Linked DNA regions of Homo sapiens: region 1 is linked to region 2. A link is an interaction called in ENCODE POLR2A ChIA-PET data of the cell type or tissue named here. Cell type or tissue: PC-3. All regions are shown on one strand. Each heading gives the region's core, and the rest is flanking DNA. Links, peaks and the distances in the headings are about the cores only. Region 1 holds the start of LOC107986387 (a long non-coding RNA gene). Region 2 overlaps MEF2C-AS1 (MEF2C antisense RNA 1).

Region 1 (15,774 bases), core at 4,557-8,556, 450 kb after region 2:
ATAGAAAATCTGATCAATTTAATAGAAGGAAGTTCCCCAATTTCTGTTGCAATCACTGTTCTCAGCCACATTTGTCATTGTAGAATTCTAGTGGACACACACATTGGGATATGAAATTCATCTGCTGCTCTGATGATGCCACTACCATCCTGGCAATACTTTCTCAGGATCTAAAGGGCAGGAAGTTTATTTCCGAAATTTTTCCTTATACCACTATGATACTAAGGGCCAGTTCTCAAATCACTCCTACCTTACCGAATCTCTGCACTGGGAGTAAAACACCACTGTGTCAGTATGGTAGGAAAAAGGGGCCTCAAGCTTGGGCTCCCACAATGTTGTAGTGCCAACATAGATAGACAGCAGAGTCAAACTGCATCAGGTAATTTATGCCTCAGCTACTTAATGGCTGTGTGACCTTGGTCAAGTCATTTATCCTCTCAGTTTTCCTATGGTAAAATGTATATCTTAAAATGCCTACTTCATAGTTGTTTCGAGATGATCTGTGTAAGGTACACAGAAAAATCCTTGACACAATACTATTATTATTTTATTACTATTAAATAATGCTCATTGTCTGAAAGCACACCCAGTATTGGGAGTGGCTAGTAGCTTGAGAAAAACTCCCGACTGCCTTTGCTCTCCAACCCAAGGCCATATAAGTTTTGGGACAGAAATCAGTCACCACTTCAGGCACTCTATGTTGTTTGTTCCTACTGAGATGCCTCTGGGAAATCTCTCCTACCTGTGGACCACTGCTGTCTAACCATCAAAATCTGTTAAAAATGATGAGCTTCTATTAAACCTCGAAAGGAACATGGTGAAGTTCTTGCTCTCTTCTCAAAAGGTTCCTTGACCATTGTACAAATGTTTCCACCTTCTTCCCAGTGATAAACACTACCTATTAAGCAGGCATTCAGAAGGACAATTTTTACCCAAAAAGGAAATCGTGTATACCCTTCCAGGGCAATTGATCCATACTTGCTTCATATTTATAATAGAAAAGGAGACATTAGAAAGACATTCTAGAATCAAAAAAGAAACTCCTCCAAGGCAATTTTCCCTTTACACCAAGATAAAGAAGTGGCTAGTGACTCATACAATACAGACTCTTGCTTTTTTTCTTAAATAGTTTTATCTAAATTAGGTGTCATATCCCCATACCTAATTGCATAGGTTTTCTTTCTTATATAAGAACTCATGGGTGTATCTAAAGGAAATCAGATGGAATGGACAATAGTGTATTAAAAGCAACATAAATAAATTTTTAATATAAGCAGAAAAAGTTGTGCTTCCTTAAAATCATACATATATTCACTCAGCTGTTGCTAATTCAGAGAAGGATTGATTAAAATTTTCCCAGCTAGTAAATAATTCCCAAAAGCTGTTTGCAAAGTTACATTACTGGTAACCTAACCACATCCTATGAAAAAATAAAATTCCCTCAACATCACACCCTTCATCCTGCCTGCATCTCCTACTAATGCACCTAACATGAGGCCTGTTCATCCAGTAAATATTTAATCCACTCTATTTATTATATGCTTTTAATCTGCCTTTATAGTATATCCATTCATTCCCAGTGAGTTCTCTGTATTGTCTCTTAAATAAAAAGGACAAAGGTTATAAAAACTCTATATAAATATCATACACTTCACATGCTCATATTAAGAACTAGAAAGTGTTGATTTGTACTTTATACCAATCTCAGAAAACATCATAAATTGTAGAACGAAAAAGTATTTATAAAAACAATGTTTCTGTTTTTTGAAGGAACTGGAGAAAAAAATGTATCACACTTTTTTTTAGAGGAGAAAAAATAGTCAGATTAATAAAACCATTAGAATTCATTTAGAGTGTGCATGAGTTGAGATTTTCTGCACTCAGAATCTAGGGCTCTCTCATCTAGTTATTTGAGAAGTGATTATTGTTGGTTTATAAAGTATGCTGTGGTCAGTACATTACTTTTAAAGGAGAAACCACATGATCCTTAAGTGTGAAAAGTAGATGTGCATTACTTATAGTATTTGCTTATGACACAACAAAGCATCAACATTACTTTAACTGTCTTTGTAATGTGCTGCTATGATGCCATCAAGAGAACCAAACTTTGGTAGCTCAAGTTCATGGATACCCTATTATAATGCCATTATGGTAGGAAAATGATTTTAGTGCAAGTTAATGGAAACCACATTACACTGGTAAGCAATTTTATTGTAAGTCTATGAAGACCACATTATGATGGTCAAACAATTTCCCTGTAAGTCTGTGGAGACTGCATTAATAATGCCATTATAAGAGCAAAACAATTTCAAATAAACTCTATGGGGACTCATTTCACTGTCATGATGGTGGCAAAATGATTTCAGTATATGTTTATGGAGAACCCTTTACAATGCCATTATGACAGCATTACAATAGTAAAAAGAAATTATCGGGAGTCCATTATAATGCCATTATAATTCCATTACATTGGTAAAAAGAATTCAGAGTAGTTCTACAGCAACACCGCTACAATGGTAACAATTAGGTCATAGAAAATATTAGGGGGCATGACATTTAAAAAGGAAAAAACAGATCTAGGTTTGGAAAGATCAGATTAATGTCCAGAAAGAAATCACATCTATTCACAAAGTTTTACCTTACTGGGCTCATGTAATTTTATAAAAACTCCTTTGCCTCTAGATTATCCAGTTTGTCACCATACCTGGAAGTATTTGTGATTTAAATTAAACATTAAATCCTTCCTCTAAAAGGTCAGTTATTTTTATTGCTTCTAATATGTTGCCACCTCAAATATGGTGCCCCTGGAGACTCTATCCTACCTGTGGACCTCTGTTGTCTAGGTCTTTGTACATTAGAGAAAAATGAATATTCATCCTCAATAGGGAAGAGGTGAAGATCTTGATCTCTTTATTTCCAAAATGTTCCTTGACCTCTATACAAATTTGCTCTACCTCTCCTAGGTGATCAATACTACCTTTTACATGGGTATTCATTAACAAATTCATAGTTGACTAGTGTTAAAGAAGGTTTTGCTACTGCCATCAGTCATTTCATTTCATGAAGATGAATCTATTATATCATTACTATAGATTATATCCCTATATTCATCCAGCTGATTGATAAGCATGGGCTATTGATAAGAATGTAATGTCTATAAGAATAAGCCTGTGAATAATTGCCTTACACAGTAAAAGAAACTTTGCAGATGTGATTAAATTAAGGATGCTGAGATTGGGGGGATTACCCTTGATTATCTGTGTGCTCCCAATATTATCACAAGAATTCTTATAAGTGGGAGGCAGGAGAATTGACAAAGAAGGCTATGTAAAGACAAGCAGAGACTGGTATGATGAAACAGTAAACCAAAGAATGCTGGTGGTCTCTGGAAGTTATGAGAGTTGGGAAATTGATTTTTCTTCTGGAATCCTCCAGAAAGGACCAGTTCTGCTGATTTTAGCCCCATAAGACTGATTCTAAATGTCTTACCTCTACTGAGATAGGAGAATAAATCTGTGCTGTTTTAGGCCACTAACTTTTTAGTAATTTGTTAAAGCAGCAATAGGGAGCTAACACATTCAGTAAAATAGATTTTTTAATCTGCTGTGAAATAAGCAAATTCAAAAAGTTTGTTCTATTAAAAAGACCGGAGTTATCATCTATGTTCAACTTTTACAACATGGAGAATGTAATAATATATTTTTATATCATCCATTTGTTTGCATATCTATCAGCATTGTAGAATATATTTTAAGGAGAACCATTTAGTTTTTTCCACCCTTATTGTGCTGTTCCTTTTGATTCAAGTACGTAATTCTTCAAACAAGACATTTGGAAAAAGAAGAAACACCAAAAACTTTGAAAACACACAGACTGATACTGACATCAGGAAACTTATGAAACTTAGATGAATATTTTAAACTAACGGTATCTCTAGAAATATCTCATTCTTTCTACAAATGTTTGTTCTTTCTTTCCTGGCAAGGCAGAGAATACATGCATATGGAGATATTTCAGGGGCTATGAAAAGAAGAAAAAAAATACAGAGGGTCAGTCACCCAGTGTGGGATGAGGAAAGTGCAAAATTGGCATGGTGTGCAAAAACAAATCACGCTCAGCATGGGTCACCATGCTCATTTACATTCCCTCACCTTCTTTGCAGTTAGGCTGGGGACATAGAAGTGAGTTCTGGCAGACGAAAATGTGAGTGGAAATTTTGTGTCACTTCTTATTCAGGACATTTAGGAGCTAGTGTCCCTCCTACTCTCTTTGTCTGCTACAACCAATTTGAAAATTGTATGATGATAAGGGGACATAAAAAAAAGCCTCAATCCTTGAATTGTTAAGTGGAAAATAGCCTTCTGCTAAACTATGTTGCATAACTTTTATTGTATTAAGCTACAAAGATTTTGAGTCTTGTATGATTTGGTAGTTAGTATTAATTAACTGAACTGATAACATACACGGAGTAAAAAATTTGAAAATTCCCACCCAACATTATTTTTATATTTGGAATTAACCCCAATTTTTCCAAATGTTACAGTATCTCTTCTGCTACCCCTCACCCAAAATGCATGTATCTTTTAGTTTTCATGCCAACATAGAAGAGCAGGCCACAGGAGACATGACTAAGAGAGATGACTCTTCAAAAGGATGTTTGAAACTCGGTAGAAAAACTGGAATCCTGGAATAGCATCATTTCAGGGAGGGTGTTACATATCGAAACATATTTTGTCACTGCTGTTTAATTTGTTTTCTTCACAGAGAGGTGGAGTCAGATTTGAGAGGCAGAAGAAAGTTTCAGAGCAAGGTAAGTTTGGAAGGTCTAACATCAATGTTATTTACACAGGGAAGAGAAGTGAATCTAGTTTAATGCAATTATGGGAGCTGAATTAAGCCAAAGCAACAAGTATTCCAAAGAAAGATTCATTTTAAGACACTTCAGTGAACTTCGGGCTCCATCATAAAGACTCATGCTTTACCGGTATTCAAGGGTGTGCTGGCATGAATGTAAGCCACTAAGCTCTCCCTTCAAGAGAATCTTCTGTGGGGTGACTTATCCACCTGTAGTACCTTGAGATCCACTGTGTCCTTCCTATTGAGGCCATCTTTCTCCTAACACAATCATGGCAGAAAGAATGAGCATAGTGGGAGTTCTTGAGCCAGGACATTCTTGCCAGTGCTAGACTCTAATAAGCAGCTTTTGCTGGGGAACTTCTTATCACTCTGGCCAAGACTTTCTCAGAACTGCTCTCAGTCTACAAGTTCTCCTTTCTCCCCATTCTCTTTTCACAAGCTTTATACCCGCATTGTGCTAGAATACAAGTCTTGCCTTCTTCTGCTCCCTACTACTTAAGCTTCAGAGATTTTCTCTTATCATCAAGGCTTCTTGAGAGTCCTGAACCTACACCAGTGCTACTGGAAGTTGTGGCTGGGACTGGTTCCCTTACCACCCAGAGAGCAATGAGGACACTCACCCTGAGTAGAATGTGAAGCATGGCTAACGCTTGGCACAAACTGGTTGCCAAACTGCTAAAAATTTCACCATTGCTGATGTTGGGAAAGTGTACTAAGAGAGAGAAGGCCCCTTTCTGAAGTGATTATTCAGGTATTCGAGAGATATAGGGGAGAAAAATTCTTAATAGGGGAGCAGAACTCGCCAGTTATTACCAAGCATTATTGATTCCTTTCATAAGAATAATGGGACATGGTTAAACAGTTAAAGTATTAGAACCAGAGGTACTTTTTTCGTAGCTTAATAGAGTTACAGAACTCCGAATGTGTTTAAATGCTCAGCCAAGGCAACAGGACTCTTGTGATAAATTCTTATTAGGAAAACCTGGGATCTTAAAACAACATTTAAGGACTTCTGCATATATGTGTCCTCCACGGATTCTGACTGTGCAACTCCCTACCCCCTGAAATCTCAGAGCTTACAGAGGTATACCATTCCTCCCTACTATAAGCTAAATTTTCTCCCATAAGGAAATATCTTGCTTAGTGTATTAGTCTGTACTCATGCTGCTTATAAAGACATTTTGGAAACTTGGTAATTTATAAGGAAAAAGAGATTTACTGGACTCACAGTTTCACATGGCTGGGGAGGCCTCACAATCATGGCAGAAAGTAGAGGAGGAGCAAAGGCACAGCTTACATGGCGGCAGGCAAGTGTGTGTGCAGGGAAACTGCCCTTTATAAAACCACCAGATCTAATGAGATTTACTCACTATCACGAGAATAGCATGGGAAAAACCCATTGCCATGATTCAAGTACCTCCCACTGGTCTCTCCCACGACACATGGGGGTTATGGGAGCTACAATCCAAGATGAGATATGGGTGGGGACACAGGCAAACCATAACACTTAGGATTCTTCCTCATATAGTAACAGTTGGCCCTCTTGGGAGCAGCCCCCATATAGTCTCATCACTGCCAATCTGAGTAGCTGGGTGAAATCCTAGCATAGCCTGGCTGAGGATATGCCAAGCCTTTTAAAAAGGTAAGATACCAAACCCCAAAGAGCCTAAGAATTAGCTAGGATGTATTAGCAGGAGCCAAAGAAGTACTCCTTAGGGTTGGATTCTAAGGGTTCTTGATAAAAAAGATTCAAAATGAAAGACTAGATAAGCAACAATTCAATAGTTTAGAGCCCCTTGGGATTTGGGATTCAGCTCCCTAGGGAAAGACCCTAGGGTACGGGTGGCTTGTAAAATCCTGAAGAAGAGGTGGCTATTGCTGAACAAACTCCTGCCTGTGTTTCTCCTGATAGATAGCAGGGGAAAGATTAACAGGCTAAGGAAAGTGATTAGGCTGGAATGGGTACATTTTGTGAGGTCAGAATACCTAACAGAAGATTATTCTGTGGAGAGGCTTAGAGAACACACCATTCACCATGGTCAACATGAATGTATTTTTGAGAGTGTATTCTGTGATCATAATACAGCTGCATTCAGTGGTGGCTCTCCCCGCAGGTCAAGGGTGATGGTGGGAGAGTATTATAAGCTGAAGTGTGTCTCACCCCACAAAAATATGCTAAATTCCTAACCCCCAGTACCTCAAAATGTGAGCTTATTTGGAAATTGGGTGTTTATAGAGGTGATCAAGTGAAAATGAGGTCATGAGGAAGGGCCCTAATACAATATGACTGCAAACTACCAGAAGCTAGAAAGAGCCAAGGAAGGAATTCCCTGTAAGTTTCAGAGGGAGCCTGACCCTGCTTCCCAATTTGGGGTACTTTGTTATACAAGCCCCAGGAAGCTAATTCAGAGAGGCATTCATAGAGCTGGGCTTAATAGCCATGGTGGTGATGGTTCCCTTAAGTAATAGAGACCATGTGGCAGGACTTATATGCCAGAAGCTAGGGGACTGGAATTTCCATCAGTAATCACCAGTATCAAAGGGGCAGTCAAGGGAGTTCAACCTTTAGGGACTCGTAGAGCTGGTTGATAAAGCATGGGATCCTTTGAAGCAAATGAGATGTGCAGCCAATGAAGGCACTGCTTAACATCTGAAATCAGAATAAGATGAGAGGAGTAGGAGACCTCACAAAAAAAGTTACAATTACATGCCCAGTTCCTAACCTAAGCCAAATTTCAGATCTGGAATTTATTGACTAGAAAGGTATCAGGCTTCCAGGATAATGCACATGCAACCCAACTGCAAATATATGTCCGCAGTCTTTCTCCAAAGGGATCTATGGCCATTAACTTAGGTGAGTATAAACTGGAGAAAGATGACTAGCCAGGCATTTTGAAGCTTATTGGATATTGTCACCCATAGGCCCAAGGCGTCATCATAGCCCACTGAGGTAATCAATGGAGTCCAGAACATGGACTGGCTTCAAATGGATCCACTGAGGTTACAAATGCAGCTGGTAGGCATTTCCTTGGTTTCCAAGTGCCTTATTGCAAATTGGCATATTTGACAGTTGGAGTAATCCCCATATGAAGTCCTGGTCTATGCGGTGAGAGCTACTATAGTGGGGAAGGCTTAGTACAAACCTCTGAAACTTACCCCCACACACTCCATCCAAGCTAGTTTGTAAAAAATACCTATCCTGGGCTAGGTGCTGTACTTATTGCTACTATTAAAGGCCTAAAGGTATAGGGATAGTGGTTCCTAATTTACACCTTTTAATGTGCCAGTCTGGCCTCTATAGAAACTAGATAGGAACTCCAAAATTACAAGGGACTTGCACAAGATCTACCAATTTGTAGGCTGATTGTAGCTGTTGTGCTGGACAGGGTATCATTGTAGAATAGATTAAAAATGTATTGGATATTATGCTATAATAGATTTGACAAATGCATTTTTTTTTCTCACCAGAAATGAGAGTCAGAAACAGTTCACATTCACACAGACGGGATGGCAATATTCATTTACAGTTTTGCTCCAGTGTTAACTCTCTCATTTTCTGTCCTAATATAGTCTGAGGAGGTCTGCACCATCTGGACACTGGCCAACACCATAATGATCTGTTACATCAACGAAACAGACTGACTGGGAAAAATGGGCAAAAGGTGGCTAACATGAGGGAGAGACCTCAGTAACACAGGAAAGTTCCAGAGGGTGGAAGATAGGCCCTTCAATAATTAGGAGACCTGCAACTTCAGTGACATCCTTGGGGATCTTGGGGGCATGTCAAGTATCCCTTAAAAATAAAAGACAAATTGCTCCATATTGCATCTCTACCAGCAAAGGGAAGCATGGCTCCTGGTAGGCCTTTGTGGATTTTGGAGGCCACACATTCCACACCTAGTTACACAGCTTGGCCCATGTACTGAATGGCATAGGGGTTGCCAGCAGGAAAGGGCTCTTCAGCAACTCCAGACTGTAGTGTGAGCTGCTTTGTCACTTGGAATTACAATCCTGTAGACCTATGGTGTTGCAAGTATCTGCAATGGGGAAAGATACAATTTGAGGATTATGGCAAGCTGCAGTGCAAGAATCCCAAAGCAAGCCCTTGGGATTCAGGAGCAAGGCTATACCATCAGCAGTAAAGAAATACACACTTTTTGGAAAATATTTTCTGATATATTATTTGTCCTTGGTATAGATCAGTTGGTTAAATACGAGGCACCAAGTGACCACGCATATCACACTGCTGGTTTCTTTTGGACCTACCAAGCTTACCGTCAGACAGGTCGAGCAGAAATTCACCGTGAATTGGAAATGGTACATCTGAGATCAAGCCCAGGCAGGACAGAAGGTACAAGTAAGTTGCATGAACAATTTGTCTCAATTCACATGACACCCACTACTGTTGCACCAATACCTTTCTTGAGCTCATATGTAAGGCCATATGGAGGACATGTTTGATCAATAGAAGAAGGACAAAAAAAGTCTAAGTTTAGTCTATGGATGGGATAGCTTGGTATCAGGGTGCAAGCCAAGTGATTGGCAGTTGCTTTCCTGCCACAATCATGGGTGGCCTAGACAGACAGTGGAAAGGAAGCATCTTCTCAATGGGTGTCTTGTGATTACCCCACCAAAGTGAAATGCAGACCTGATTCAGAATTAGGTTTGAATGTAGAAACTGGTGATGTAATACACATGGAAAGTGTGTGAAATTTTTATTATTCAAATAATGAAGCTTTCTAGGGAGAGCAGGAAAGACTTCCAAGCAGGTCTGAAAATGGATTGAGAAAGCAGGGACTGCAACAAGGATTCTTGCATGTAGACCAGGTCTTACATGGTTTGAACTTCCCACCAGCACAAGGGAAGCACCATTTGGATTTGTTCTTCAGCCTGCCCAGGTGTGAGGTGAAAGCGGAAGAGGGAGTGGTGATACTTAAAGGATGTCAGCAGTAGAACATCAAAAATGGTATCAGCCTCTTTATTACAGAGTGGGAGATAAGTGGTACATTTGATTATCTACTTTGTGTGAAAAAATAAATGCCCTATGATGGTGAGGCAATGGCCAGTGGCCTTGCCAGATGTTCAAGGTTGACACAGAAGGAAAAGGATTTGAAAATTGGACAAGGAAGAAGAGGTATAAACATGTGAATAGATACACGGAAGTAGACGTGACTGGGAATTTTTTTATACAAACATGAACACCTCCCCACCAAAACAAAAACAGAAACAAATTACAAAACAATACAAAAAGATAACCACAGAAAAGGCACAGAACAACCAGGTAAACAAAACAAGCCATCTAATTGACATAGCCTTGGTCACTGGTCACACTGAAACTGCCTCAATGGATAAATGAATTGAGTCGCTATGGTAGTAGAGATGAAAGTACACACGAGCCCAACAGTATGAAATCCTACTGACCAAGGTTGATCTAGCTGCTGACCCTGAATGTCCAACAGAGACCAATACTGAGTCTCAAAAATGTCAATATTTTTTGAGGTGACTAACCAGCCACTTGGTAGCAAGTCAACTGCATTGAGCCCATTTTATCCTACAGGAAGAGCAAGCAGTTCATTCTTAAAATGATAGAAGGCTATTTTCAGCATAGGGTTGCCTTTCCTGCCTGTACAGCCTTACCATGTACCACTATTCTAATACAGAGGGACAAAAATCTCACACAGTATAGCATTTAACTGAACATCAACATAGCAAAAGAGGTACAGGAGTGGGCCCAGGGCAAAAAGATCCATTGGCCATGTCACATACTATGTAATTCAGAAGCAGTAGGTCTTGTACAGTCTTGGTGCAGACTACTGAAGACACAGCCAGAGGCAATGTTCTTTAAGGATGTGGTGTAGTTTTTCATGATGCAGCACATGTATTAGATCAGATTACCCATTATGAGCATGTCTAGATGGTGCTGTGTCACCGCTAGGAAGAACAAAGGGTCTAGGATTTAAGAGATAGAAGCAGCAGTGGCCCCTATAACAACTGCTTCCAATGACCTACTTGGGGACTTCATGTTTTCCATTCCTGCAATTCTGGACTTTTTAGAATTAGAGTTCCTGGTCCTCAAACAGGGCATATTCTTGCCAGAGGACACAAGAAGGATCTCATTAATCTACAAGCTATAGCAGCTTCCAGAACTCTTTGGACTTTTTGCATCCAGAGATCAGAAGATGAGGAGTCACCACCTTGCCAGGCATAATTAACCCTGATCAGCAAGATAAGGAGGGCTGCTTTTACACAATGAGGGCAGACACAAACACAGGCATATACCATAGAGTGACACTTCAGTGAATGATGGACCACATATATTAGAGTAGTCTCACAAGCCTATAATGGAGCTGAAAAATTCCTATTACTTAGTGACATCATAGATGTTGTAAAGCATTATGTTTCATGAGTGATGCTAGTATTAACAAATATGCTGCATTCCCAGTTGTAAAAAGCCTAGCAGATACAATTACGTATACAGTTCATAATACTTGACAATGATATTAAATGACTATTTTACTGATTTGTGTATTATACTATACTTTTAACATTATTTTAGGGTGTACTTTTTTTACTTATATTTAAAAACTTAACTGTAAAATAGCCGCAGGAAGGTCCTTCAGGAGATATTCGACAAGAAGATATTGTTATCATGAGATGACAGTTCCATGTGTGTTATTGCACCTTGAAGACAGAAAAGATGTGGAGGTGGAAGATAGTAATATTATTGATCCTGAACATGTGTATACCTAGGCTAATGTGTGTGTTTGTGTGTTATTTTTAACAAAAATTTCAAAAGTAAAATAAAAAATTCAAAAATAGAAAAAATACTTAGAGAATAAGGATATAAGGAAATAAAATAGTTTTGTACAGCTTTATAATACATTTGTGTTTTACACTAAGGGTTATTAAAAACAGTCAAAAAATTAAAAACAAATTTAAATGTTTATAAAGTCAAAACATTACAGTAAGTTAAGGTTAATTTATTATTGAAAAAGAAAACTTTTTAAATAAATTTAGTGTAGCCTAAGTCTATAGTGTTCGTAAAGCCTACAGTAGTGTATAGTAATGTCCTAGGCCTTCACCTTCACTCACCACTCCCTCACAGAGTCATCCAGAGCAATTCCCATTCCTGCAAGCTGGGTAAGTATCATATAAATGGTAAGTGCCCTATACAGGTACACTTTAAAAAAAATCTTTTATATCATATTGTTACTGTACTTTTTTTATGTTCACATATTTTACATATACAAAACCACTGTATTACAAATGCCTACAGCATTCAGTAGAGTAACATGCTATACAGGTTTAGCCTAGGACCAATAGGCTATACCATATAGCCCAGGTGTGTAGTAGCTTATACCTCTAGGTTTGTATGAATACATTCTATGATATTCATATAACAAAGAAATTGCCTAATAACACATTTCTCAGAATGTGTCCCCATCATTAAGCATTGCATGACTATATATGTAGAATCCACATGATACAAGAGGGTACTTTTTGGTACTCACTTGCCCTGTTGTAATTATAAATAAACAGATCAAGGGCTCAGTCCTCTGAGGATTGAAGGTTTATATAAGTGTACCAGAATGACCACTAAAACCTGCTAAGTTGATGGCTGAAGGTGAAGGAATTTTAGAATTGATGGTAAAGGAGAGGAAGAATGAGTACTAGTTGTGGCCCTTAGACCAACTACAGCAGAGGGTTGTAGTTTGTCTCACTGCCCTTCCTCATCTAAGTTTCCGTTCAGGAGCTGAGAACCATGTATTGGAGAAGGTCCTTGCCCAATAGAAATAGAAAATTAGATCTTCCCAGGGCAAAGGGTAAACTCTATGACCGTGGAGTTGTGTCTTTTAGATTTCCCTTTAAGATAAGTTGCTGTGAAAGCATAGTTGATTGATAGTCTATAGCAGCCATGGCTTCAAATCCACCCTGGCACTTATCCCAAACTGTGCTTTTTCTGGGCTTCTCTAAGATGATGACTGGGCATAGCAGTGGTGTTATATCTAGACTTTTCCTGTATGACCCTTTAATGGGCAACTTTTGCTTGGGAACTCTCCATTGATCTGGAAGTCTCAGCACTGCATTGCAATTTGAACCTTTTCGCATTTAATCTTCTTTCCTTTCCCTTCCTCACTCATAGACTTCAAACCCACAGTATGGTGTGATCAGAAGAGATCAGTAAAGAAAACTACTAAGAAAACTGGCTGATAACTCAAACCCATATTATTTGTGAATCTGAGCTAGAGTTGAGTGATGCTAACTCATATCTCCATCAATGTTTTAGTTGGTTTATAGTTGATGTCCTGGGATTTTCTGGAGCTGTAATCAAACACCGGAAACAGTACTTGGATTTTGAATGGATGTGTTGGGGTAGAAAGTACCTCAGGAGACATTCTTAGAGGGAATTAATCTGAAGAAAACTCTGATTGCAAAATGGAGGTCATGGAAAAGTACTAACAATCTTTTGTTGAGTTTACATTGCATCGGAAAATGTCCCATGTGAAAATTTTAAAATATTTTGCACAGCTATGAAATGATGAGAACTTCAATACTGAATTTACTGCTGTGCCCAACTTTTCCTATTGCCTACACCTAAATATTGAATTCAAAATATAAAAATCCTAAACCACAAAATATATGTAGAGTCCCCTTTATAGTACTGATTTCTCCAAGATTATTGCTACTTTTTAAAATATCAACACTTTTGTTTAAAATTAATTAATTTTCTTGTTGCTCTATTCATGGGCTTACCCTGGCTGTTGGACAACCCAGAATTGCTGTGTGCTGGTGAAGACTGAAACCACATCAGTAAGGTACAGTGAGAGTTTAGTATTGATACTTTCATATATAACCTACTTTGTTTTATATTCATTTCTACTCAAAACAAAAACAAAAGCAAAAAAAAAAAAAAAAAAAAAAAAAAAAAAAACAGAGAAATCAGGCTTTCTCACACCACATCCCAAAGTTGTCTAGTAAATCACTGCATGCAAGTAAAGCATTGTATGCAGGTAATACACAGTATATGCAGATCTTTCTTTAACCTTCAAGTTTTGTATCTTTCTGATATTGATCCTGGGAGACAGTTAAAAGAATTTGTCTCATGATCCTCTCATGCACAAGGGGAGCAGAGCAGACTGGTGTTTAGATCAATAAAGATGTCCTGGGTGTCCTTACCTGTAACAAGTTTTGAACTTATAAGCAGGTGAAGCATAGCAATGTTTCTCATAGAGAGACGCAGATTTGTTAAGGAAGGCATCTCTCCCTGGCCTCCCATTTTGTATTTGACTACAATGTGTAATTAATCAAAATATTTGTAGGAAGTTTTATGGAATATGGCAAGTGGTGAGTTAAAGGTTAGGGAAATGGGAGAGGGTAAAAAAAAGTACAGTACATTTTCTTTTGAATAGAATTTATTATTGAATTTAAAATTCTATATGAAAAGCCCCTATATGCAACTGCTCAACAACTATAAAGCTCTTGCAAATTTGGTGTTCAGAAGGCACTCAATAAATATTGATTATTTCTTAACAAAAATAATAAAAACAACATTATAACTAATGCTGCGTGTTCTAAAACTGTTTCTTAAAAGTAACCCATAAACAAACTTCTAGGAGAAAAGTGAAATGCCAGAATAAATGCCCGATTGCCTATATTTAATTATAAAGGTAGAAAAAATTGCTAAAAGATAGATTGGAAGATCATACCAGGCTTTTCATGTAAATGAATCATCCTGAAATCAAAGCATGGAAGTGTTCAATATCACTGGTATGGGACTATTAAAAGTTACTAGTAATGTTTCAGGATTGTTTAAACTTTTAACCAATCTTAATCCAACAAAGGTTGTAGGCAATCTAAGTTAAAAACCACACTCATCCCTGGAATTACGTTAGGACCAAAGCCGTGTTTCCGATCAGCATTTAATGGTTCTCCTGACAATGTATTTGGTTAGAAGAATAAAAATATATTAGCATAAAGCAGAACAGGAAAGAAAAAAAATTCCTCTGGAAATAGAATAAATCAGATTTGAGGTTGTCACCACAAATATTCAAGACAAATTTCTCCTTAATTCTATTTTATATATAAAAAAATAAGACATCATACAGCATTTATGTTCCTGTCTCCCCTGCCAAATTTTTCAAAAGCGTACTTTGGATATTTATGGTTTGATGAAGTCTAAAAGAAATTGTTTTAATCTTTTTCCTTTTGGTATTAGCAACTATGTGTAATTTCAGAGATACTTAATTCATATGTTTCTAATCCATTTGCAATTAAAATTATTTTAAAAAATAACTTTTGAAGCTTTTAGAATTTTTTCCCATGAAGAAAATGAGGTCATGCTTTGCCAAGAAGGTATGAACTTGAATATTCAAAAGTTTAAGTTAGGTTTAAAGTTTCAACAACAAGAACATTCACTGGGCTCTCAACTCAATATATAAATAAGTTCTCAGGTTTTCTGTTTCTCACCTGCTAAACTTCCCAGGGTTATGATGTGAGTCTTAATCAATTGATTCAAGCCTCTCTAAAGGTACAAAATATTGGATTTTGTGAAAGGGGGAAGCTATGTTTTAAATAAATCTGTCTGTAATCTTTGCGATATAGGAGAGGACACGGTTGCACTTCCGAAGAACAGAGCTGGGCACAAAAATGTAGCCTCTTGAAACCCATTGGCACCACTTATACTCTCTCCTCAGTTCTAACAGATATTAAGATCTAAGTTCAGATGCATTCCCAAGCCATGTGCACCTCCACCAGTGTGTCCTAGGAAGCCAACTCTCTCCCAGACAGTGGAGATTCCACAGAAAGTTATCAAAAGCTAGATTCAGATACACTTTGCACAACAAAGTGCTTGTGCTTGATTCTATTGAAGCCAGTATTAAATTGGTCTTAGACTATTTGAATAAAAATGAAGCTCAT
Region 2 (15,774 bases), core at 7,813-11,812:
TTATATATATTTTCCTAATAACCATGATCATAAATGTGTAACTATTCATGTAAAAAAGAGTTCATCCTTTTACCATATAAAATGAACTTGAGGTAACACTGACTTCACAAGACGTCTTCAGAGCCAATACAATTGACCTAAATCAGAATTAAAACAACATATTTAAAGAAATAAATATGTCATTCAGAAAAAGAGAGTTGGTCAGCCCTGGAACAGAGCAGAAATGAGTCACCGTGGTGACCATCAGCTGACAGCCTCAGCACTCTCTGGGTACCCTGCAGGCCCATGCAGTCAGCTCCACCCTTTGGCAGGTCTTTCCATCTCCTGGAGACAGACATATCACAAGCCACTTAACTTCCCTATGATTCAGTTTATTTGTTTGTGAAATAGGGATATCATATAGTTCTCAAATATTTGACATGAGAAAGCATAAAAGAATGTCCTTGCTATGGACTGTTTGTGTCCTCTCCCCATTCATGCCCCCAGTGTGATGGCATTTGGAGGTGAAGTCTTTGGGAGGTACTTAAAATTCCGTGAGATTATGAGGGGGGCCCTATAATGGGATTAGTGCTCTTATAAGAAGAGGAAAGGACCAGAGTCCTCTCTCTCTGCTATGTGAGGATACAGCAAGGAAAATCACAAAGAGGGCCCTCACCAGGAGCTGAATCAGCTGGCATGCTGATCTCAAACTTCCCAGCCTACAGAACTGAGAAATAAATTTTTGTTGTTTAAGCCACCCAGTCTATGATACTTTTGTTATAGCAGCCCAAACTGATTAAGACTGTCCTGAATAAAACTTTTTAAAATTAAAAACAAAACTTTTTACTCTAATCTTCTGTTGGGTAGGGCAACTTGACTTATCAGGCTTCATGAGTTGTTTTTCCGTTGGCAGTTATATAAATTGGCAAAGAGGCCTTACATGTCCACCTTATGAACTTTGTGAGACAACTCTGATAATTAATTAAACTGCAAGTCCCAGGGAAGACCCTGGTTAGTGTTAAAGGTGCCAAGGTAAATCCTATACTGGTCTGGACTCCTGAGGGCTAATTGAATTTCTCAAGGTATCAGGGTGCAAATGCTTCTAACACTTGTAATATGCTATATAGTTTATTAATCAGCTATTTACAGAAATCTAGCTACAAATATGACATTGCCAATAGGAAAATACTCTAAAGAGATTCCTGGGTCTCATAGTTTATCATCTCACTAAGGAATTCACAGGTGCATACATGATTTTTTTATATATATGAGTACTTCTCCATATATTACCTCACAATAACCCTATGTAACAGTTGAAAAAACTGAGGCACAGAACTTAAATGACTGACTGAAAGTCCACAGTGAACGTTTAATGGTGGAACTAAGATTAGAGTTCAAAGTCCAGCATTCTTTACAAAGTGGTTGCAAACCCCAGGATTGTCTTCTTAGAGGGCAGATACCCAGGCCCCTTAAATAGATACTCTACATTGGGTGGATTTTTTTTTTAATTGAGTTGAGGTCTCTCTCTGTTGCCCAAGCTGGAGTGCAGTGGCATGATTGTGGCTCATTACAACCTCAAACTCCTGGACTCAAGCGATCCTCCCACTTCAGCCTCCTTGGTAGCTATAACTAAAGGGGTGCCTGCCACTGCACCCAGCTGATTTTTGAAGAATTTTTGTGTGTGTGTATGGAGACAAAGTCTTGTTATATTGCCCAGGCTGGTCTTGAACTCCTGGGCTCAGGCAGTCGTCCTGCCTTGGCCTACTAAAGTAGTGGCATCTCAGGCATGAGCCATTGCACCCAGCCAGAAATCTGCATTTTAATGAAACCTCAGGTGATTCTAGTGCGGATCATCTGCTATGATAAGCATCATATCAGGTTATGCAATGTTCTTATGAAGTAACTTGGCAGCAGTTGCAAAACAACACACAAATATGTTTAAAATTCTAGAGTATGGAGTTATGCCGAGACGCAAGTGATGAAGACGAGGGTGCCAGAGAGGACAAGATCTTTTGTGCAGGCTGGTGCTGACCACGCACACAAAGGGGACATTTAGGTTGTCTGGAATTCCTTCAGTGATTTGGACAATGTTTGCTCATCACTTCTTTCAGCTCACACAAGAAATCCCAGGAGCATTTTGCCTTAAAATTCTTATTCCTTTATTCGAAAAAATAAAAAATTAAAACTGGACTCAATGTCTTAAATTAGGAAAGAATTCAGCATCAAATGTTTCTTTTTGCCCTTATATGGATTTTTTTGAAAGCTCTGTCTAAAATACCATGTTCTTTCCATGTCATCTTCATTGTGAATGCAGGCAACAGGATTCTGCCCTTGGATGGCTTTCAGGGGAAGAGACAGAACAAAACAACAAAACACTTTATGTTTCTTTTCAACGGCACAGATTTTTACATGTGAGGGTCAGGGTTGAGTTCAAAATGTTGCTCATTTGGGAGCAATGAATTTCTGTTTTTCAGATGATATGAAAAAATATAGAGTAAACGAAGCATAGGAAAACACTGACAGTTACTTTGCAACGATGTGAATGGAAAAACTGTACAGATTGCATTATATTTGAGTGGACATTTTAGCATGAATACTCATGTGTAATTCATCTCTTACCCTCAAAGTTAGAAGCCTATGACTCTGGCAAGCAGGCATTTGTTCGGAACCCTGGCTTTCAACAGCCATCACTGTGTACCGGGAGCCAGTATGGGATTCCCCCTCAGGGGATGGAAAGTGGCAGGAAGTGACCTCTCAATTGGACCATTGTCTAAGGAAATGTTCTAAACGTCTTTCCCTCAGCCTGGTTGGAGATACATAATCAACATATTTGTGCCATGAGAAGGGAGCCCCAGTCAGGGCCAGTCCTTCTGCAAACAGCTCCTTCTTATTTGTTCTTCCCTTTTGTCTAGCTTTGGGGAATCGCTGTGATTCAGCACTTAGGTGAGTGGTTATTCCTGTCTCCCAGATCATACGTCCCTTCACCTAACTTGTGAATTTCCCTCTGATATCTTACTGATGACATTCCAGAAAGCAGCATATCCAAGACTATTACTGGCTAGATACAAGGCAGGGACATTTGCTATTTATGGCCTCTGCCATTTCTCACTGTATTCCTTCATTTTAATATATGCATGTCTTTTCTGCTGGGTCAAGCGTAAGTGTCTGGAGGATATGTACGTTACTCATAATTTTAAAATGGCTACTATTATCATTATTTGTAGAGACAGGATCTCACTTTGTTGCCCAAGCTGGTCTCAAACTCCTGGGCTCAAGTGATCCTCCCACCTCAGCTTCCCAAAGTGTTTGGATTGTAGGAATGAGCCACTGCACCTGGCTGAAATGGCTTTTAGTTCAGAGCTTCATGTATAATGGTCCCTCAATGAATGAATGAATGAATAAATAAATAAACTTGCAGTGTCAATGATTATAGGGACAGTCCCTTTTCCCTCTGCCCTTGCTCCAAGAGGTCTTTTGAGTTACCTGTCCTTGAAACTAGATCTGGCTTCAGCCCTGTGTCTTTGCTTCTGGCTTAACTGCCATGGTGCCATTTTGTACACATTGTAAACAAAATGGAAAGATAAGAGTGGGTGAAATAAGCCATGGCCAGAGCTACTGGTCAAAATCATGACAAAGGCAAGATTTATGCTTAGTGTCTTCCACCATTTCTGCCCATGGTCACTGACTCCCTCTAGGTGGGCCCCTGCTTTGCCATCAAACTTTTACCAGGTTCACCAAAATACTCACTGAACTTAGAAGGCACCACATCCAAATCGTTCTTTATCTATTATCTGTCTGAGCTTATCTGTACTCCATCTCAAATGCCCTTACTTTCTGCTAAGTGACAATACTTGGTAATAGATGAATGAAATAAACCAGGCTTTCCTGTTATAAGACCTAGCCAATATGGTACCCTTCTCAAGAATCAAAATGTCTCAACTTGATTTAAAGACCCTTTAGTATTTGTGCTAGGTATATTGATTTGCTTTTAATAAAATCTCTTTTCTTTACTTTTTTTTTTTTTTTTAAGAGATGGGGTCTCACTCTGTAAGCCCAGGCTGGAGTACAGAGGCATAATCATAGCTCACTGCAGCCTCAAACTCCTGCACTCAGGAAATTCACTTCTGCCTCCAAAAAAGCTGGAACTACCAGCACACACAACCACACCTGGCCAAATTGCCGTTACAATCTCTTAAATTCCTTCCTTCTTCTATGTTTATTTACATGGTTGCTGTCCTGGTTCTGGCAAAACAGGTCTGGTTTTCTTGCTTTGTCTCTCTTAGCAGTCCATCCAATGATCTGTTGCCAAATTGATCTTTTTTAAAACATCTCTTTTATCATGTTACTTTTTGTCTAAAATTGCACTCATTGATTCACATTGTATTGCCTGCATGGTGGACTTAAAACATATAGGCCACCTCTTTCCCACTCCTCATGGTAGACATTAGTAATCAATCATTCTTTGTTTGCCTAAGAGCCCATGGCCTAAGAACACAGATTTCTAATGAACCACTATCAATTGCTAGGAGATCTCCACATGAAACTTCTTTCTCATACTCAATGGACCACAATGGGAAATTCAAAGTCAAAGTCCATACCCAGGAATTCAACATAAGTTAATCCCATTATGCCTTTCATTGAATGTAGGTACAAAATCTTCCTACTGTGCTCCAGCAAAATTCTGAACATAACTCTCTACTGAATATACTCTATTCTGACCAGACTCTGGGCTACTCTTTCTGAAATTCCACTGCTGGTAATGTTCACTCTACTTTTCTAACTTGATCCAAACAGGCCCGTGTTTCAAGGCCAAGCTTGAATTCTTCTCACTCCCTGAATACTTCCTAGGACATGTCAGGCAGGGATTGTCTTAACTCAAAGAACTGTCTATGCCACTCATTTAGCCAACAAGTATTACAGATTTGTGAATGGGCTCTCTTGTGGCTATTATTTACTTGTCGATTGTGTGCCTTCTTTTTTTTTTTTTCTTTTTTTTGAGCCTCACATTTTCTTTTTTTTTTATTGTTATTATACTTTAAGTTTTAGGGTACATGTGCACAACGTGCAGGTTTGTTACATATGTATACATGTGCCATGTTGGTGTGCTGCACCCATTAACTTGTCATTTACATTAGGTATATCTCCTAATGTTTTCCCTCCCCTCTCCCCCAACCCCACGACAGGCCCCGGTGTGTGATGTTCCCTTTCCTGTGTCCAAGTGTTCTTACTGTTCAATGGGACTGTAAACTAGTTCAACCTTTGTGGAAGACATTGTGGCAATTCCTCAAGGATCTAGAACTAGAAATACCATTTGACCCAGCCATCCCATTACTGGGTATATACCCAAGGGATTATAAATCATGCTGCTATAAAGGCACATGCACACATATGTTTATTGCAGCACTATTCACAATAGCAAAGACTTGGAACCAACTCAAATGTCCATCAATGATAGACTGGATTAAGAAAATGTGGCACATATACACCATGGAATACTATGCAGTGTGCCTTCTTTTCTAGATAGATTTCAGAAGGGAGGGACTACATTTCTACCTCTTTCTATTTTTCCTAGTGCTAATTTACAACATCATATGAAATGCAGGCCTTTATTACTTGATTTCAGATATGGAGGCAGGTGAGTATAGGAGAGATTAAAATTACATTCACAGACACATACCATATTTCTCATTCTCTAGCATAAAATATTTCTAAACATGGAATTGTACATCTGGGTGACAACCCTCAAACTGCAATTGGGAGCTAAGGATATAATCTTTAAAACAATTTGGTATAGTTTTGTTTTGTAGCTAATGTTTATTAAGTACCTATTGTGTGCCAGGCACTGTGCTGAAGATTTACACACAGGATCTTTTTTAATTTTCACAACTACCTTGTGAGGCAGAGACTATCCTATCTTCAATTTGTAGATGGAAAAAAAAAAAACCAGGCTCAGAGAGCTTATATAATGTACCCAAGGACACAGAAATGGTATATAGCAGAGAACCGGGATTCTACCTGGCTGTCTGCTGTCTGACAATTGGGCCTTTTCTCATCATCACCACTAATATAGCAAAATACAATACAGTGAAAAGATTACCTCACAGATGGATTTGGCGACTGCTTTTAGAATTTCAGTGAGTAACATGAAAACTTAAAGAAGAGTGATAAATGTCAGGATGCTTCTGTGGAAGAAATGTGATTGTTTGGTTTATCACAAGTGAGCAAAGAATGCTCAGAGACTGGACTGGTATTTAACAGTATAAATCTGAAATCATGAGAACAGACTAAAGGAGTGCAATAGAGAAGGGAAGAGAGTGTCTGGGAGGCTGCAATACGGTAGGTTTGAGAAAAATAAGGGAAGGGGCTGAAAGTCTTCTGGAATAGGCTACCCCAGAGAAAAAGGAAGAGGGATAGACTAGCCTATTGTAAGTGAGGAGATGCTAAGAGAGAGCATAATGAGAAAATGGGCCATGTGTAATGACTGTCTTAGCTATCGTAACTCAATGGAGTGTAGTTCATACATTCTCTTACACTAATAAAACTGCTGTTCCCTATACTGTATTTGCGAAATGGCAATGGCTAAGAAGCCAGAGAGAGCTGGGGAAAGATTGAAAGCCATGAACGCTCCCTTTGATGGGACAGTTCCTTCCAGTCTCCATCTTAGGCATTTATACTTGTAAGGGTAACTTGAGATGATCCAGCAATTGTCAAATGAGTGAGTTCTGTGGTGCACCTCCAAGTTTTGTCTTATCCTGCAAGCCCACAAAAATCTTCCTATGTAGGATTAGTCCTTAAAACAGTCCTCACTGGGGAGGAAAAGGTGAGGACGTGCCCCCTCTTCTCTGTGCCCGTAGTTTTAATTGAGCCTCAAGTGAGTTTCCTTAGAAGTCAATTTCCCAAAGGGGACAGGGAAGCGTGTGAAACAAAATGAGAGGTGGGGTCATAATTCCCAGAAGTCTTCTGACTTCTTTTTAGATCCTGGTCAAGGATAGAGCTGTTTGTTGTAATAAAAAACTCAGTAGCAGGAAGTTGAAATGGAGGTTAAACTTAAAAAAAAAAAAGAGCTAATTTTAGCTCCATTCAAAACCCAGGAAAAAAAAATCAGTGTTTACAAAATTAAGATTAATGGGCTGCCAAAATTCAACTCATTAGTTAGCAACACTACAATGTAGTGATGAAGTTTGTGCTGGTTGGACTTACAGGGAATTAAAACTATATGATTGGGAATGCTTTTCCCCTTGCATTTGACTTAATGATTATGGACCTTTCTACTGAAAAGAGTGGGTCTAAAAATTCCTGCCTAAGAGTTTACCAATCTCACTTGTAGTTTACTCATCTCACTTGACATAGAGGGGGGTCTTGTCAAAATATACTGAGTGCTGAAGATCATGGTTATTATAGCTTAAAAGCTTTTGCAGATATTGATCTAGACACTAGAATGTCCCTCCTTGTGTAGATAAAATACTCCTGGAGACTTGAAGGAAATACACCAGGAAAAAAAAACCCAGAAAAACAGAGACTTCTTTTCTTTTTGACAAATATGGAGCTCTTTTCCTTCCACAGGGAGGCAATCAATTGAGATGATGGTTTGTGGAAGGCCTTAGGGTGGACAAGAGCTGATTGGGTGTGCTATGCATAAAGGTCCTTTCTCATACAACATCTCTGTGCAGGAGGTGGGCAGATGGCAGGCCAGCTTGGGGGGATAATTGGAGAACAGAATGAGAGGACAGAGCGTGTGTATAATGCTGCGCTGAGATAACACATGCAGAAATCCCTAACTCCGTGTCTGGCACAAAATAAGGACTAAAATGTTCATTTGGTGTTTCTATTGTTGTAGTCATATATATTCATTTTAGTTCAACTTTTAAAGTTGCTTTATTGCTTCACCAGGGGATCTCAAGTTAACCTCTGACTGGTGATCAGTGTATCAGAAAAATATTATGTTTCATGTAGATATTATAACCAACATTGGCCCTGTAAGAGCTCTCTTGATTTCAGAAAAGAGTGTCTTTGAAAATTCCCTTCAAGTCCCATGAAGTGTATATCTGTGTTTCTTTGAGTCTGATTATCCACCTTACATCTGTACAGAAGTTAGCAATTAGTCTTCAAAGGGGCTAATGGGAAAACTGTCCCTTCATAGAACCTTTAGAGGTGGAAGCGGCCTTAGAAATTCTGTGGCTTAATTTTATGAGAAGACAATGATTTCTTTAAAGCCACAAAACTAGTTAATGGCAGAGAAGGAGTGAGAGGATAGCTCTTTTGAATTCTAGGCCAATATTCTCTTTCCTCAATAGAAGATTAGAGACTTATTTCTTGTCTAAGTTTTTTGAGTAGACTTCTTAGGCAATATAAAGTATAAGCTGGACAAAATATAGGCTGTCCTGAAAGGGAACCTTCCCTTATAGGGTGATGAGAGAGGAGTCAGTAGGACTGAGTGCATTTTTATTGCAATCTTTCCAGCCCACTTGCTGGCTGTCACAGGATAGCCCGGAAGGCTGTACAGCTGTGCATGATTAGGGCATGTAGGTCTCTCTCCGGGCCAACTATAACCTCAGGTGTGGTTTTCCTTATGTTACAGATCAGCTAGGAAGAGACTACTCCCAGTGGGCACAGCATTTCCTTGAGGAGATGAGGAAGATGGGAAAGATTCTAGTTCTCTGAGACAGTGGAGTATGACAATACTTTCCCCCCTTTTGGCTCATACTCAGTCTACCTTTGGTTCTGAGAATACAAAATTCAGGATGCAAAAGAAACATTAGACCCTATGTTTGCCCTCTTCAGTGTATGTTTGCATATGTTTGGGGAGGAGGGAGAAGAAGGAAACTCCTGTATTTTAAGTGGTGATTGGAGGGGTTTGCTGGGAGAGAGTGAAGAACACATAAATGGAAGAGGAAAATAATAAATAATAGCTAGAGACAAAAATAATTTCAGGTTGCTAATTATTACTAAGCTGATTAACTTAAAAGAAATTAAAAGAGCAGATATGATCCTGGGTAGCTACATCATCATCACATCTTTGAGACCACAGTTTCTAGTCACTATTACCAGAGAGTTAATTAGCCCAAACTATGGCTGCTGGTTGCTTTAGTTGTCTTCAACTTGAAGTTTTTTTTTTTAAATATATATATAAGTTTTAAAGCTAATTAGGATACACCTGGGGCTCATAGTGAAAGCCAATACAGCTTTCCCCCAGGAGGTTATTTTCTTATATAAGAAAATTTGAAAAAAGGAAAAATGTCAAAGGAAAAACATAATCTATAGATTTAGAGAAAAAGAAGAGTGTAACCATTTCAGCTCAGTAGACCACAAGGTCAGACAAACGTTGCCTGGAATTGAATGCTGTGTGCTTCTGTTTGAAGAAGGAGGATGCTTCCTAGATGTGTCAGGGGAACTACCTGCCTCCTTCCTTATCATCAGCTGTAACACAGGATGTGGTGTTGCTGGCTGGTAATCTGGAAATGGCTTGTTTGTTTTTACAGATCTGTAGAAAAGATTCAACAGTTGTAAAGGATGGAAAGACTCAAAACAGTATGGGACTCATAATAAAGAAAACTAGGGGGAATAAAATTAGATATAACAGCTTGTGACCATAGAATCTGCTCCAGGTATCCGTTGGACAGAGGTGCCAAATACATCTTCTTGTTTCAAAGAAAAGCCAGTTCTTTCCCCACACCCTCCAGCACATGGTCTTAGAATATCCAGACCCCCCACCCCAGCACCCTTTTTTAAAAAAAATTCAGAAAACCTTTGTATTCTTCTAGATACTGGAACTGGTTTATTTATGGGTTTCATAAAGAAAAGGCACTTCTCCTAGAACTCCATAGGCTTGTGGCTCTCTGTTTCTACCAGGCCTTTCTGGATAGCATCCCTCAGATTAAAGTCCCATTACACACTGGAGAAAGAGGATTTTCTAATGCACAACTGGGATAATGTTACTGTTCAGTTCCTGATTCCACTGAAAAGTTATGCTGAGTTTAAAAATCCTCTTTTCTCTTTCCACAAAAGTGAGTGTAGGGCACCCACTGAGAGCTCCTGTCTGCTCTCTAGAAGATGCTAAAGTTGATTCCTGTTGAATTCTCTTGAAGACTGAAATTTATTTGCCATAAATCAATGCTTTAAAACAGAGTCAAAGGCTGAGGAAATTTGAGAAAAATACCTTTTTTCCCATCTTCAGGAAATAAGTGAACAAATAAATAAGCCTTAGTGCCCAATACCTGAAGAAATATGAAGTGAGGAATAATGATTGCCATCGAGTGTTAGGAATTTAGACATGGGTCTTTTTGCTTCCAGTTTCATGATCTTCCCACCGCCCGTGAAGTGCCACGTGGCCTCCCATATTGCTATACTGTAGTAAGGAAGGAAAAATCTTAGACAGCACAGACAATGCTGTACTGTTGGAAAGCTTTGCCTTGTGTAAGCACAGTCAGCTTGTATATTGTTGACTTTCCCCAAAGGGGAGTTCAGGGAAGCCAGAGTGTGTTTATCAGCTCTATCTTTTTCTCCCCTGCCTACCCTACCCCAGATTGAGGGTATGTGGTTGCTCCCTGGCTCAGGGAATGCTTGGGTATGGGGGGACCACCCAGGCTGTTTGGCCTGTGACTACTGCAGAGTCACCGCAGAAGAAGAAGCAGGGAGAATGGGGCTGACTTTGAAGTTTGGGGATGGGAGAACCAGGGCTATTTTAGGTTTGGCCTGAGGTAACTCACACTTTGTGTAACCTCTCCCCCAATATTTGTATACAGGGAACATCAGACTATCTTGACTACATTAAAAAGAAATAAAAGACCACAAATAAAAACTAATCCGCAGTGGGAGTATGCAGGAGTCCTAATTTTTTTCTTGTTGCTGGAGGTGGTGGCAAAGGGTGAGCGTTAGCAATCAGCTGCATGTTTGCCAACATTAAGCCTCTTGTACCACCTGAAAGTGAGCAATCTGTTTCCTCATCAGATTCTTTAGGAGATGCTGGCCAGTCTTCACATGTTGCAGTGAGGTGAAGCTTCCTACATTTTTAAAAGCAGGGATCCTAGCCTGTCAAAGTCTCAAAGTATGGCAGAACATTCTAAGAACCTGCAACAACCTAAACGTAGTTGATAGAATAAATGGCATACCATTTGCTAGTTCTGTGATCCTGGAAAAGTTCTAACTTTCCTAATCTGTAAAATGAGGTTAAGGATACCTCTCTCAGAGTGTTATTGTGAGAATTAAGTCACATACTACATGTAAAGCCCTAAGCACAGTGACTGGTTGATAGAACCAATCCAGAAATGATGATTCTTGTTACTTGTTAGATAGGTGGCTTTATTTTATTAAGCCTTTTGTGAGAGTGGATCTTAATATGTGGAAGTCACTGAAAGTCCAGCCAAACTTGAGTCCAACCAAAGGGATATGGTTTGGCTTTATTATCTAAGCTCTGAGCCAAGCTGTCAAAAAAGATTGAACACGTATTAGGAGAAAAAAATATATTAAGTGATGAGGTGGGTGTGAGTGAGACCGTAAAGAATCAATACCACTATATTATTATTGGTTTGGCTCTTCCTCATTTATAAACACTGAGCCTGGTTTGAATGGTTCAATTTCAGCCCCATTGACAGGTTCTTCATTTTGTTTGTAAAATCTTGGGCACATTAGGGAAAAGATTTACGTACTTCATGCCCTGTTTTTGTCATTCTGCATGGATCATATGTACTCTATATCTTTGTACTGTATCGTGTGAAGCAATTTCAGGTTTGTTTTGTTTTGTTTTGTCTAATAAGCATGTTGTTTTTCAAATCAAACAGTTTGAGATTGAAGTCGATAATAAATAATGAAATGGCTTGACCACATTGTACCAGGAACTCAGAGAATGGAAGCTTTGCCCCTCTCCTTCACTCCATCCCCAGGATCCATGCTCCCCGAGGTTAGCAGTGTCCATCAGAAAGCTGCCCTCTGCCCTCATTTGTGTTTTATGAGGAAACACAATATTACAATGAAAGAAATCCTGATACTTTCCTTAAGGCAGAAGCACTGAATTTATGTTATCTTGAACTTGAACCTATTCTAGGACTATGCATATCTTCTTTTGGTCAATAGATCAAAAGCAGTGAGCACAGTGGCTCACACCTGTAATCCCAGCACTTTGGGAGGCTAAGGTGGGAGGATCGCTTGAGCCAGGAGTTTGAGATTAGCCTGGGCAACAAAGTGAGACCCAGCCTCTACAAACATAAAAAATAAATAAATTAGTGGAGTATGGTGGTGTGTACCTGTGGTCCCAGCTATACAGGATGCTGAGGCAGGAGAATCACTTGAGCCCAGGAGGTCGACACTGCAGTGAGCTGTGTTCATGCCACTGCACTCAAGCCTGGGTGACAGAGTGAGACCCTGCCTCAAAATCAATCAATCAATCAAAAGCTAGTTACAAAAAAGAGAGGTAACAATGATCCTGACCTTGTAGGAAAGTGAAGCAGTGTCTCTGAACAATGAAGCAATCTAACAGGACAGACAGGAAAGTGAAGACCCAGTTTCACACTGGGAAGTTTAAAAAAATACTGAACGTTCTTATGGAATACTTGTTTTTTCTTTTTAATGCCTTTATTCATATTTCTGTTGTTTTTACCACTATCCTTTTACTATCCAAAGGATTGATACCCAACTCCCATGAATAGATTTTTATTCGGGTAGGACCTACTTATGTTTTTACTTGTTTAGGGCCTAGCTCAATGCTTGGTATTTGCTAAAGTCTGTAATAACTAAATGTATAAAAGAGCTTTTTCATTGATCACTAACACTCTCTGAATTATTGTAGGAGTTTGTCCATACTCATCAGTCCTTGAATTATGAACAAACATTTTAGTACTTGATTTTCTATTTTAGTTTACTGATGCTTCTTATCATATTTTAAAATCATTCTGGACAAGCAAAAACCTTATTGTCTAACTATACTTTTCATTTTATAAGATTCACAAATCTCTCTTCAAATCTTTAGTTTTTATTTTTAGAGGTGATTTAACATATCAGATAACTTTTAAGTATCAGGACAAATCATTCATTTCATTTCAGTTTAGGAAAATGCTATCACCAAGTTCCCTTGCTGCCAAGGCATAGAATTCATGCTATTCCGTGGTCATACCTACCAAGGGGAGAATATGTATTCAATTGCTAATGCTCCACTGGGACTCCTGACAAAGTCATTTTATTATGCCCAGTTTTAAATTGCATGCAGTGAGACTCTTCCCAGGAGCATGGCAATGTCCATTGCTCATGCTCCAGAATTGCTGTGTGGTCAGGTCAGGACTTTATTCTTAATGCTCACTGGGTCATACTTGCTTGTGGGTTTTTATGTGGGAAGCAAGGCAGACACTGTGTGTCAGGGTGAGGCCTTCTGCCTCTTGCCCAGGGAAATTACTGCCACATGAAGGTAGGGCAGGAAGCCAGAGGCTGTCCCAAAGCCTTTGGACAATTTGCCCTTTTTCTTGTTTACATGTGCACTTGTGCTAGAGTGAGAGAATTGTGTTCTGGCAACATGTATCCCCAACTGCCAACTGCTCACATTTCTGGCTGCTGCATGAAGTTGTGTATTGTAACTAGCTTTCCTAAAGGAATTCAACCAGTTGAAAAGGTTGCCTAACTTTGCTGAATATTTAAGGTTACCAATCCAAGTTAGGGGTAAATGTTTTCATTAAAACTAATCATCCCCACTTGGGCATACAGAATCATTTCAGCAGGAGGTATAACCTATACCATGCGTTCAGTGTGAATCGCATGTTCTTGTTCCTACTGCAAAGAACCCAGAAGTTCTGGCAGTGTCCTTCAAGGGATGGTAAAAGTCCAAATTCATGCCAGAAATCCCTCATACATGTGATGAAGACTGAGTAGATTAAAGATCATTGATACCAATTTCGATGGAGTAGCCATGTTAAATATAAATAGGTTAATACTGGAGGCAAGAGTAAATACAGAGGATTATACATATTAATTTTAATGGGGGGGGGCTATGCTATACAGAATAACTGGTTAGTAAACTCAGCAGTTTTGTTGGATCAAACCCATCAGCCATTAATAGGTGGAAATAATCATCCTCCTGGTTGAAAGACCAAAACATCTAGTTTGGAAATTTAGGAGTCATATGCCAAGAGTGAAAAGTATCTCTTTAGCAAATAAATCAGGCAATTCTCTTGTACATGTGACCAATGCATTCATCCTTCGGTGCTTGATTTTGAAACACGTAAAGAAATAATAATCAGATAGACTCTGCATTACTGGAAGAATCTTGAAATTAAGATTGTGCTATGCTGAGGATTTCTACTGCTGGTAGGGAATAATTTCCCCTGCCTTTGCATTATTCATCTCATGTAAATTTTGATAAAGTTCATCACTGTGATTATTATTTCATTTACCACATTTTATATGTTTGTAGCACCATTTCCTAAGGTGCTATAAACCACCATAGGATCTTTTTCCTATTCCAGAATAATAGAAATGTGTGTGTTCTTGATATAAAAGGGAGCCTTTTTAGAAGCAGGTAATTAACATACATCATCATAACTTACTACATTGAACTTACTGCAATATGAGTGTCCTTTCCCACCATGTGTAGGAGTGGGCTTTTTAGGCCACAATATCTATGTATTATGTCCTTATGCACCTTCAGCAATAGGCACCTAATGCATATACCAGGCATATTCAGATGATTTTTATGCTCACAATTATCCTATGAGATGGGAATAATAATCCTCACTTTTATGACTAAGATTCTTTAGCTCAATGATTTCCTCAAATTTACACAGCGAATAAAATGGAAGAGCCAGGATTCTAAACCAGGGTTCTCTGATTGTAGAACCCATGATCTTTTTATGGTCATATTCACTGCAGAGAATTCAGCTTCCTTGACAGAAATTCTAGGCTTAGAAAGGATCAAAAAAATATGACTCATTGGGGTGACTCTGATTTGACAGTACCCTGATAATTCTCCAGGAGCACAGGTGGAAACTCCCAAAATGGGGATGGTTTTTTAGATTCACACAAATTCAGCAATGAAAAATGGGTCAAAGGTCATCTAGCCCAACCTCCAAAAGGCCATCTACCCTACTCTTGGATGCTGCCTGGGCTTTCTTGAGGCAGTTATTTTCTTCATGGTGCAGCACAACTTCTAGAAAGTACTTCATGTTCAGCCAAACTCTATCTTATGGTGCTTTCATACAAAATAAGCCTAATCTAGCCTGAAAGACTGCATAACAGTCTTTCATGATCTACTTAAAGTGGTGAAAGAAAAAAGATTGTGAACTGCATGACAGTCTTTTGTTGCGGGATGTCAGGGACCCCAAATGGAGGGACTGGCTGGAGCCGTGGCAGAGGAACATAAATTGTGAAGATTTCATAGACATTTATCAGTTCCCAAATAATACTTTTATAATCTCTTATGCCTGTCCTACTTTCATCTCTTAATCCTGTTATCTTTGTAAGCTGAGGATGTACGTCACCTCAGGACCACTATGATAATTGTGTTAACTGTACAAATTTATTGTAAAACATATGTGTTTGAACAATATGAAATCAGTGCACCTTGAAAAAGAACAGAATAACAGCGATTTTTAGGGAACAAGGGAAGGCAACCATAAGGTCTGACTGCCTGCTGGGCTGGGCAAAAAGAGCCATAGTTTTTCTTCTTGCAGAGAGCCTATAAACAGACGTGCAAGTAGAGAAGATATCACTAAATTCTTTTCCTAGCAAATAATATTGATATTAATATTCTGTGAAGGAATTCATTCCTGGGGGGAGGTCTGTAAACAGCCGCTCTGGGAATGTCTGTTCTGTGCGGTT

What was found. Peaks named below come from ENCODE experiments on the same cell type or tissue, not always from the same donor. Only the 100,000 strongest peaks of a DNase experiment are listed, where the experiment ranks them.
Region 1: POLR2A ChIA-PET joins it to region 2 with 5 read pairs; 2 of 35 experiments call an interaction of 5 or more read pairs at or near these places.

What each region holds. Positions count from the first base shown.
Region 1 is chr5:89,482,897-89,498,670 of GRCh38, forward strand. It overlaps LOC107986387 (a long non-coding RNA gene), which reads left to right and starts at 4,774. Exons shown (of 3, transcript XR_001742523.1): 1 at 4,774-4,810; 2 at 8,428-8,519; 3 at 9,056-9,296. RefSeq lists a silencer at 5,143-5,343. In PC-3, for the core only: no CTCF peak of the experiment used is centred there; no DNase peak of the experiment used is centred there.
Region 2 is chr5:89,034,500-89,050,273 of GRCh38, forward strand. The region is part of intron 3 of MEF2C-AS1 (MEF2C antisense RNA 1); the gene reads left to right. Among named protein-coding and RNA genes, the nearest start is that of MEF2C-AS1, 160 kb to the left of the region's middle. In PC-3, for the core only: no CTCF peak of the experiment used is centred there; a DNase peak (open chromatin) is centred at 9,382; H3K27ac peaks cover 464 bases.